Linked DNA regions of Mus musculus: region 1 is linked to region 2. Evidence: chromatin loops called from intact Hi-C (ENCODE). Cell type or tissue: heart. All regions are shown on one strand. Each heading gives the region's core, and the rest is flanking DNA. Links, peaks and the distances in the headings are about the cores only.

Evidence for each region. A loop is a pair of places that touch in the nucleus more often than their neighbours do. Peaks named below come from ENCODE experiments on the same cell type or tissue, not always from the same donor. Only the 100,000 strongest peaks of a DNase experiment are listed, where the experiment ranks them.
Region 1: it touches region 2 in a loop (7-fold over the local background); 8 of 42 quality-filtered maps call a loop at or near these places.

Annotation. Positions count from the first base shown.
Region 1 is chr10:106,378,486-106,383,874 of GRCm38, reverse strand. No RefSeq gene overlaps it. Among named protein-coding and RNA genes, the nearest start is that of Ppfia2, 89 kb to the left of the region's middle. In heart, for the core only: a CTCF peak has its summit at 3,090 (motif pointing left); no DNase peak of the experiment used is centred there.
Region 2 is chr10:106,583,634-106,589,022 of GRCm38, reverse strand. The region is part of intron 3 of Ppfia2 (protein tyrosine phosphatase, receptor type, f polypeptide (PTPRF), interacting protein (liprin), alpha 2); the gene reads right to left. The region is part of intron 3 of 4930532I03Rik (RIKEN cDNA 4930532I03 gene); the gene reads left to right. Among named protein-coding and RNA genes, the nearest start is that of 4930532I03Rik, 16 kb to the left of the region's middle. In heart, for the core only: a CTCF peak has its summit at 3,093; no DNase peak of the experiment used is centred there.

The DNA of each region.
Region 1 (5,389 bases), core at 312-5,311, 210 kb after region 2:
TGTTGAAGATGTTTGCTGGTCCTTTGAGTTGAAAATCTTCATTCTCATCCACTCCTATTATGCGTAGGTTTGGTCTTCTCATTGTGTCCTGGATTTCCTGGATGTTTTGAATTAGGATCCTTTTGCATTTTGTATTTTCTTTGACTGTTGTGTCGATGTTCTCTATGGAATCTTCTGCACCTGAGATTCTCTCTTCCATTTCTTGTATTCTGTTGCTGATGCTGGCATCTATGGTTCCAGATCTCTTTCCTAGGGTTTCTATCTCCAGCGTTGCCTCACTTTGGGTTTTCTTTACTGTGTCTACTTCCCCTTTTAGTTCTAGTATGGTTTTGTTCATTTCCATTACCTGTTTGGATGTGTTTTCCTGTTTTTCTTTAATGATTTCTACCTGTTTGGCTGTGTTTTCCTGCTTTTCTTTAAGGGCCTGTAACTCTTTAGCAGTGCTCTCCTGTAATTCTTTAAGTGACTTATGAAAGTCCTTCTTGATGTCCTCTATCATCATCATGAAAAATGCTTTTAAATCTGGGTCTAGATTTTCAGTTGTGTTGGGGTGCCCAGGACTAGGTGGGGTGGGAGTGCTGCGTTCTGATGATGGTGAGTGGTCTTGATTTCTGTTAGTAGGATTCTTACGTTTGCCTTTCGCCATCTGGTAATCTCTGAAGCTAGCTGTTATAGTTGTCTCTGTTAAGAGCTTGTACTTCAGGTGACTCTGTTAGCCTCTATAAGCAGACCTGGGAGGGTAGCACTCTCCTTGGTTTCAGTGGGTAGAGTATTCTCTGCAGGAAAGCACTCTTCTTGCAGGGAAGGAACCCAGATATCTGGTGTTCGAACTAGACTCCTGGCAGAAGTTGTGTTCCACTCACTAGAGGTCTTAGGATCCCGTGGGGAATCCTGTGGGGGCCCTTGCGGGTGTCAGGCAACTCCGCTGGCCAGGAAGCCCTGGGCTGGAGTGGAGCGGAAGGGGCTTTTGTCCCTAGTCAGGCCTGGGCAGTCTGCTTCCCTATGTACCGCAGTCTCAGGTTCCGCACGATTGGATTGGGGCAGGCGCTGTGTTCCACTCACCAGAGGTCTTAGGAACCCGTGGGGGGTCCCGTGTGGGCCCTTGCGGGTGTTGGGCAAGACTCTGCTGGCAAGGTAGCCCGGGGTTCAAGTCGAGCGGAAGGGACTTGTTTTATTTAAATTTCTTATCTGTTAGTGGAATAGAGTTTATACTATCACACAGGCCTGTGAAAACACACTTATTTGTTTTTTGTTTTTGTTTTGTTTTGTTTGTTTTGTTTTGTTTTTAAATGGGAATGAAGTTATCTTGTGTTAGTTCAGACATCATTTAGGTCAAAACGTATGCTTTTTTTTTTCTCCTCAAGCTAATTTGAGGGCTTTAAGATGAACACTATTTTGTATAAATAGAAATACTTTCCTCTACAATCCATTTAAAATAGTACAGTAGAATCCATATGAGAAAAAAAATAGATAAATCAGTTTGGAATTGGGTATACAGAAAAAAATATCAGGAGTAGAGTATAACTCAAGGAACTTGAAGTAAATGGGTCTAACAGTCAAATTCACCCAAGGACTGCTTATTAAAGAAACTAATTAAAAAGACAGGAAGGTCACAATTTTCACTCAAAGGATTCCTTATGGAAAAAACTGGGGCAGTAAGCAGCTGCCATTCTTTCCACAAATCCACAGCTGGGGGTTGTTTTTATTTCAAACCAGTTAGATGTCAGAGAAGAGAATAGCTTGATAAAGCATTCAATACAAACTCTTTCCCTGGAAGATCAAGTACTACGAATCTAAAGGGACACACCATAGACGTTCCACATAGACCAGACTTTGTTTTTTCAGCATACAGTTCTGTGTCTCTAGCCCAAGTGACAGGTGTAACGCTTACAAATACTCAGAAACTCTCACAACACACCAATTCAGTCTTAATGCCTTTCTGAACTCTATAAAACCAATGTCAACCATTGTTCTTACAATGAAGTAAAAAGATTAGCTATGTATCGCATGACTGCAAACTGTACTTTGTAGTTCATTGGAAGTTCTAGGCTGAGGAAACAGATCCTTTAATCTATAACATGTTTACTTTCTGTAATTCCTTCTGTCTGTCACTGACCAAGCCCCTTCCTGTAGACTTGGGAAGTTTGCTTCACTAGAATTCCGTTGATTCAGATGAGGAAGCTCTCATTGAATTTGCTGGTTTCTTTTTTTTTTTTTTCCATTTTTTTATTAGGTATTTAGCTCATTTACATTTCCAATGCTGTACCAAAAGTCCCCCATAACCACCCACCCCCACTCCCCTACCCACCCACTCCCCCTTTTTGGCCCTGGCGTTCCCCTGTACTGGGGCATATAAATTTTGCGTGTCCAATGGGCCTCTCTTTCCAGTGATGGTCGACTAGGCCATCTTTTGATACATATGCAGCTAGAGTCAAGAGCTCCGGGGTACTGGTTAGTTCATAATGTTGTTCCACCTATAGGGTTGCAGATCTCTTTAGCTCCTTGGGTTCTTTCTCTAGCTCCTCCATTGGGAGCCCTGTGATCCATCCATTAGCTGGCTGTGAGCATCCACTTCTGTGTTTGCTAGGCCCCGGCATAGTCTCACAAGAGATAGCTACATCTGGGTCCTTTCGATAAAATCTTGCTAGGGTATGCAATGGTGTCTTTGTAACAGGTTTACAGATCAGTTGCCTTCCTACCAAAGACCCAACAACCCCAGCAAACTCTCATTCTGTTGATATAGAAGTAGTAGATTTAGCTTTCAGCTTCTTGGAATTGTGTCTGTCTTTAATTTAAAGGAACATTCTTGCTTTGGTCCATGGGACCAAAATTTCTCTATTTCTGAATCTTGAATGTGAAATTACCCTTTCTTAATATTTAACGGGAAAGAAAACTCCTCAGTGGGAGACTCCCTTCACAGTTAACATTTGGTTTCTATGACTGAGTATGATAAGAACACAGGAGGCAGGTGGATAATCATGTCTTTCAGTTTCTCAACAATCAAGGTTATCATTACATGAACAGACACTCTTAAATTCTGTTAGTCTACTGCTGCCAGAAATGCCACTCAGTCTCAAAAGAGGCAATATCGCCCCCAAGTGGGGGAAATTGGATTTGGGGTATATAAATTTCAGTTTTTTTACAAGATGAAGAGGGAGAGTAAGTAGAGAAATAACACTTAAACTCACTAGGAGAAACAAGTTGATGAACATATTTTTCCTTTAGTAGGTCAGAGTCCAAGGATCACTCAATTAAAAGACTGTTTAAGGATATGAGTATGAAGAACACCACAGAGAGTAATGTAGCAACCTCAGGCTGTAGTGAGGGCTATTTCCATCTCTAAGCCAAAAAAAAAAAAAAAAAAAAAAAAAAAAAAAAAAACAGAGGCAAGCAGTCATGTATTAAGAACTAATTTAAGAAATTGGAAGCTCCCGTTGCTAGCAATTAAAATCCTTTGGAGGAAAACAACAATGCAAAGCTATCAAATCCCCCAACCTCCTTTTTCCACATATTCTGAGCTGGCTCACCGATTCTCACCTCAAGGGAAAGGGGAAGCAATGACATCATCTACTCAGGGCATTTCATGTGATAGAAACCCAAGTAGAAAATGGTTTCTGGATAAAGAGTAGTCATTCAACGTAATGACGTGGAGAGATACCCACAAGAAGGGAACATTTATAACTTTTTCTCTGTATAATCATGATGATGTTGACTGTCTCTAAAGTGAATGTGGAACAGAACACAGAGCCCAAGGATAGCAGTATAAAAAGAGTCAACCCAAAGTAGCTAGCCATGAATAAAGAGGCACGGACCCATGGGTCAAGAAATGTGAACGACTTCCAGAAATAAGGATAGTAAAAGAGGAAACATTTTGTTCTGTAAGTCTCCAGAAGGAATCTATTCCAGAAACTCCTTGATTATAACTCACTGAGGGGTTGTTGTTGTTGTTTTATCTTGTTTTTTTGATTTTTTTCTCTGAGTTCTTAAAAATAAGATAATAAGTTTTTGTTTGTTTGTTTCTTTAATTTAATACATTTGGGATAATTTGTTACAACAGCAATAAGTTAGAAACTAGTATAGTTCCTTTGCTCTGAGCATCTCCATTTAGGACCTGTTTTACAGTTCCTTCCGAGTTCTTTATGATAATAACTTTCTATGATAAATAACCGGAAAGTACATTCTCTGCATGCTCCATGTTCCCTCCTGTCCATCTTTAAGCAGTGCTTTTACAAGGCTGACATAGCACCGTATAAGGATGTTGATGTCTGTATGCTATCATTCCTAGACTAATCAACAGATCCAATCTTCACATTTTCCCCCAACTCCTCCATTTTTTCTTTCTCAAGTGTGGGTTGGGTAGAATACCATTCCCATAGATTGGTTTTTGAAAACACTTGAATAAATGTGTCTAGAAAGATATTCAAACTCACACATAATATCTGTCAGCCTTCATGAGCAGATAGGAAATTATGGAGTGATTCATTTACTTCCAAATGCTTGACTATTCTTAAGCAATAATCTGGCATTTGTACCTAAGTGTGTTACAGCCCTAGCAATTGGTTTTTGGGGATCACAATTAACATGAGATAAGGTAAGAGAAACCATGACATTGAACCCAACTCTGTCATTTTGGCCACTTACTTTAAATATTATCCTTATTATTTTATTTCTGAGATATCCAGTAAAGGAAACTAAGATACCTAAGCCATTTTGTCTAATTCCTTGTTCCATACTAGCCCAAAATATATTTTTCTAGTATAAAGTAAATGCAAAAAAAATCTTTGTCCTATCTGTTTATGTCTTTTATCTTCAGATCTATTCTGTCCCTTTTTTAGCATCCGTGGATCTGAGCAGTAAACAGAGCAATAACCACTGACTTGATATCTGTAATAATCATACTCCACATTATCCAACTGCGACATTCCCTAGTCCCATGTTGAAATAAACAGGTCATAACACCGAGAGACGCCTTTCAGAGATGGTTAATTAGGGTGACTTCCTCATGGGTGAGATTAGTGTACTTACTATGGGGCCTTAGGAAATGGGGCCCTTCTCTTCCACATCTTCTGCGTGATAACATGGCACTGGTCTCTTCCTTTTTCCAATATGGGAGTATAATTAGTCTGATACCAAGCTCCATAGGAAACCAGAAGAAAGTCTCTCAGAAAATTCCCAAAGTGCTTGTGCTTGATCTTACAACTTCTCAGACCTCAGAACTCTAAAAAGAAATTTTTCTTTATAAGTTATCCAGTCTGTTATGTTTTAATAAAGCACCATAACAGATTAAGTAATTTCCTGACACCATCTCTTGGTTGTCTGTGCCACAGTGATGTTGTATCAATCAGTATACTTTACTCAGTGTGTCTTTGTGTAGAGTATCTTCATGGCC
Region 2 (5,389 bases), core at 121-5,120:
TTTTTTTATTATTTATTAGAAATCAATCCTTCAGAGCGAATATATGTAACCATAACTTATCTTGAATTCATTCCAAATAATCTCTTTTATTCCGATAAAGGAGAAATTATTAGTTGGTAATATATCACACATTAGATTAGTATTTTCAGTGTACAACACTTGAAATAGGAATGATTTATTACAATGGAATGCTTAATTACCAAGCTAATGTATTGATTCTCCTTTCTGTGTTGTGCATCATTAACTTCTTCTCATATAAGCTGAGCTTCTGCATGTATGTTTGTTTGTTTATGTTTATGTTGTATGTTTTCTTGATGTGTATCAATAAGTTCATTGGTGTCAAAATCTTTCTGAATTTAAATTATTTGAATTCTGTTTATTCCTTTTCTTTTCTCACTTTAAATAAGCCATGCATAATATAATACATTCTTTGGAAAATCATAGAATATATATACTCTATATAGAGATGATATATATATTTATTTATTCTTCATAATATATTAGAATAGAGATGTAGATACAAGAAGAGCGCTGGAGTTGACTGGCCATGAGATGAGCAAGAACGCAAAAAAGTGTAAGCTCCAGGTTCAGTGAGAGCCCTCTCTAAAGAGAATAAGGAATTGAGCAATTTATTCTTCAGTATCTGACATTATAAGCTTAGGGTAGCACAAGCTATGCAATATTATATGAAAATATTCACCAATTTTTTTGTATTTCATATTTAATTAATACAAAATCATTAGAGCAAGAAGATACAAAGTGAGAAATACATTATGCAAACAAAGAAGTGCAAGAAAAAGTAGGTCAATCTAACTAGAACAGTGTTCGCAAGTCATTAAGCTGTATTTTAAAGCCTAAGACGGCACCCAATACTTTGTGGCTCAAAAAAATACACGTGTTTAAGGTATGATTCTATTCAATTACAGTTTATTAGGGGATGTATAGGGCAGTTATGCTGTGTGGACTGTGCTTAGCTGAGTTTAGCTGCATTTGTTCCTGAGACTGACATCAGCCACTGGCTCTAGGGAGCTTCCTACTCGGTGATGGTTCTTCTGAGATGACACATCTTGTGATGGTTCTTCTGAGCTGACACATCTTGTGTGGGTTGTCATTCCTTAGCAGCTGAGAAAGGTTTGATGGGCAGGAAGCAGTGCCAGATGGCTGGAGGACCTGAGTTCAAATTCCCAGCACCCACGTAAGAAGTCAGGCTTGGTATCTGTTGCCTGCAATTCCAGCACTTGAGAGAGAGGTAGAGACAGGGAGAGCGCTGGAGATGACTGGAACACAGATGGCAGCAGAGCAATGTGAAGTCATGGGGTTCAGAGTGGGGTTCAAAATTTCAAAATTTTGAATTTTGCTTTTATTCATTTTCTTCTCTCACTTTGAATAAGCAATGCAGCTTCTCATTGCTCCTTGTCCTTTCATAGGAAAGAACAAGAGTGAGCTATATCAATTATAATCACTGATCCTTGGCTTTGGTAAACTCATTTCAGATGACTACACATCAACTTACTCAGTCACATTGCTCTGCTGCCATTTGAATGGGGTTGGATGATGTCCACCATAAACCTTTGGCACTTTACACTTCTGCCAATCCTCCCGCTCCCTAACATGGTAGACTCAGATATCTGCATCATCCAACCTCCTCCTGGGGCAGGTACTTATTGCACAGTGGTATGCGGTCTGTTTGAGATGCTTGCCAACCCTTAGAACCTAGAGGGTACAGATATCCATATCTGTTGGATCATGGCTTCGTGCTTGTTTTCATTGCACCAAGTACAAAATAAAATTCTTGCTGAGAATTTTGGATTATATGCTGGAAGGCATTGTACCAAAATTAGAATCTTCCTCTCCCTCCCTCCCTTCCTTCCTCCCTCCCTCTCCTCCTCCCCTTCCCCTTCTGCCCCTCTCCTTTTTTCTCTGTCTTTGTCTTTCTCTGTCACCTGACCTCCTCTGTGTGTCTGGCTCGTGCCATCACCATGTAGCCCACATGGCTTATGAGTATTTCAGTCTTTTCTCCTTATCTTAAATCTCTCCTACTCATGGTGGTAGAGTGGAGGGTAGATTTCATCTTCCATCTTAAACAAAGGAAACTGAAGAAGAATCAATGCTCAATGAAGAAGAAGTATGGCACAAATTAACTCTCGTAGAATGAGTTTAGAAAACCCCTAACAAAACACTTGCTATTAAGAAAGGCAGGGAGAATTTTGTCACTCTATAGCTCCAGTCTAGAAATACACAAGACACTTAAAGTGAGGTAGCTCAGGATGTAAAGCATAGTCACGGAGCTGACTGTCAGAGGGCAATGTTGTACACTTTCCATAGATGGAGATAGAACTAGTATTTGGGGTTGGGCCTCTGTTGAAGAAAAATCTCAATGCAACTTGTTCCAAGCTTTGCACCCTAACAGAAAGGAAATGATTTTAAATGAAATGGAAAAAGTGACATTTTCATATTTTTTTCAATCAAATTCATTGAATGGAATATCTGATGTTTCGAAAATCCATTACAGAAATATCAAAGTAAATAATAAGTTCTTTATTTAAACAATAGTTCATTGTGTCATACATACTTTTGCTAGGGTGACACATTTATCTCTTTTTGCTGCATCTATCAATGAAGTTTAGTCATATTCTAGCATCTAATAGTTGGTATTAAAAAAAATCAGCCAATTCTAAAGAAGTGATGCTATTGTGACTTTACCTCATAGCACGTCAGGAACACATTAAAAACCTCCACTCATATTCGAATATTTTCATTCCATATTTTTAATGCAATGTTTTTGAGCTTTATGTCACTTAACGGATCCTTATAGCCCTATTTGTTATTTTATTGTACTAAATTCAAGGTAGCAAATGTTTACACAGAACAAGTTGTTTGCAATGGCAATTTTGCAAACAATTTTTATTGACTCGTAAAGCATTAAAATTTGAATTCATTCATATTATCGTCATCATTTTTAGGAAAACAGATAATGTCTTCTTTTCATATCAATAAATTAATATGGTATACATTAGAAATATTCTAAGCAAATTGTTACACCACACCGCCAGCATTTCTATTTCCTCTTCATGTAATGTGCACATATGTCCACACAGTGGCACTATTTCTTTAGAAACGCCAGTGGGAACCGGTTTTGCTTTGTGTTTGCATAGTGCTCCCTGATAAGATACTGGCCTCAGAATTCTAAAAGTTCTCAGGAAGGAAGTGAAATGCATTTATTTTAAAAAAAAAAATTGATTGGCTGTTCATTGTCTAAAGGTATTAATACCTGAGGAAGTCTTGATAACAATCCATGTTTAAATGTTAAAATCTGAATCCAGTAATGTGGGCTCAGGCCTCAGCAAGAAATATGGAGAGGTCATGGTAGGAGATAAGTTTATAACCCAGAAGCTCCTCCAAAAATACACAGAAATTAAACACTAGGATGTAACAGGGCTGCACATATCTAAATCCTTACACATTAAACTAAACCAACAAAGAAGTCATATGTTTAAGTCATTTCATTAGCTGGAATTCTGCTAGTGGTGAAACCACCAAGGAATATAGGTAGAAGTGCAAGGGAGGAATAGAGGAAAGAAGAGAGGAAGAGAGGGAGGGAAGAAGGGAGGATATGACAACTGCTTTCCCACTACCACTATCTCAGAGACCTTATTTCTGATGCAGGGGCAGAGGACAATCATCTTTAGGTCCTCAGATTCAAACGCCCCAGCTTCTTAGTGTGTCACACCGGACCCTGCTGGGACTCAGCCAATGGTTTAGAATTTTTAATGCTTATCTCATCCCCAGCACAGGCCCAACTGCTTGCTTGGCAACAAACCAGAGGTAAAGTGATAAAAATAAATTTAATAACTTCTCTGTCCCTTCAAGCATTTAAAAAAAAAAGTGTTGAGGGCACATTGCTATTATTCTAACATGATCCCGGTTATATAAAAAAGGGGGGGAGGGGACCTTTTTTTTTTTCCTTTAACAATTAGAAAGTAGAGGACTCTAACGCACAAAGGAAAAAAAAATGGAAAAGATTCAGTCTGGAAGATTTTTTTTCACAGGGCAGATAGAGTCTGCCAGATCACATGGCCCAAGAGACAGAACAACCTGTTCAACACTCTGGATTAAAGCACCCTCCTGTGTCCAATACCCCAGGTTCCATTTAAAACTAGCAGCTTTCCTGGTCTCTTGGTATATGAGCTAGAGTATTATGCTCAAATTTGGAAATATGGTATCTCCAAGCTCCTAATACAGTCAGTAAGCCTCTTACCCCCCCCCCCCATCCCCCAGTGGCAGAAGAACGCAGCTATAGCAATGTCCACACTGGTTCTCAACCTGTGGGTTGTGACCATCTGAAAAAACATATATTTCTGGTGCTTTTAGCAACGCCCAGCCGTAAACTTATTTCCATTGTTACTTCCTAACTGTAATTTTGCTACTGAGCCATCCATGTCTCAGTCCCTAAAGCCATTGGAAATGTGTGTTTCCCCTTGGCTGAGACCCACAGGTTGAGAACTGCTGCTGGAAGGACCATCTCTGAGTGCTCTATACCACTGCAATGTTGGAAGTTAACTGGGGTAGAAATACCCTTAATTTTTGTTGAACTTATTTCTCACCTGTTGATGTCCGTATGCATTAACAAGTCCAAAGGGATTCCTACTACCTCCCCACTTGGTCCAATCAGAAAAACATCAATATAATGGATCATCGTGATATTTCGAGGTCACCAAGTTGGAAATTGTAAAATTTTTACACAGGGCTAGAGAGTTAATAGTCCCTTGAGGTCAGAGGTAAAGCAGTGCGTTTGGTCTTATAAGCTGAAGGTAAGTTGTTTCTGACAGTCCCTAAAGACAGGTACGGCTATAAAGGCACTTGCTAGTTTATCAGCTTCATATAAGGGACTCAGAGATACATTAAAGTTCTCAACTACAGAAGACACATCTGGTAAAGTTCTCAACTACAGAAGACACATCTGGTAGAACAGCCAGGTGGGATTACTGCTTAATTACGTTTCAGATAATCACGTGTCATTCTCCGTGATCTTCATGGACCACACAGGAGAGTAAGAGGGAAAGGTGGTGGGAACCAGCGCCCTTGCTTACTTCCAGTCCTTGACCATGGCACCAAGGTCACTTCCTCCAAGGATGCGATATTGTTTTGGGATCAGCATTTCCCTTGTAAAAGGAAATTCATCGTGTCTGTTCTTGTCTTTGAAACTGTAATAGCCTATAACACCTATAAGCACACCATAGGATCAGTACTAGTGTTAGGCTTTAGAGCCTCCCCTTGAGCTGGATCTCAATTTGGGTCTGTCACTGGACCTCCTTTTCTTCAGTCTCTTCTCCATTTTTGTCCCTATAGTTCTTTTAGACAGGAAGAATTTTGGGTCAGAGTTTTTGAT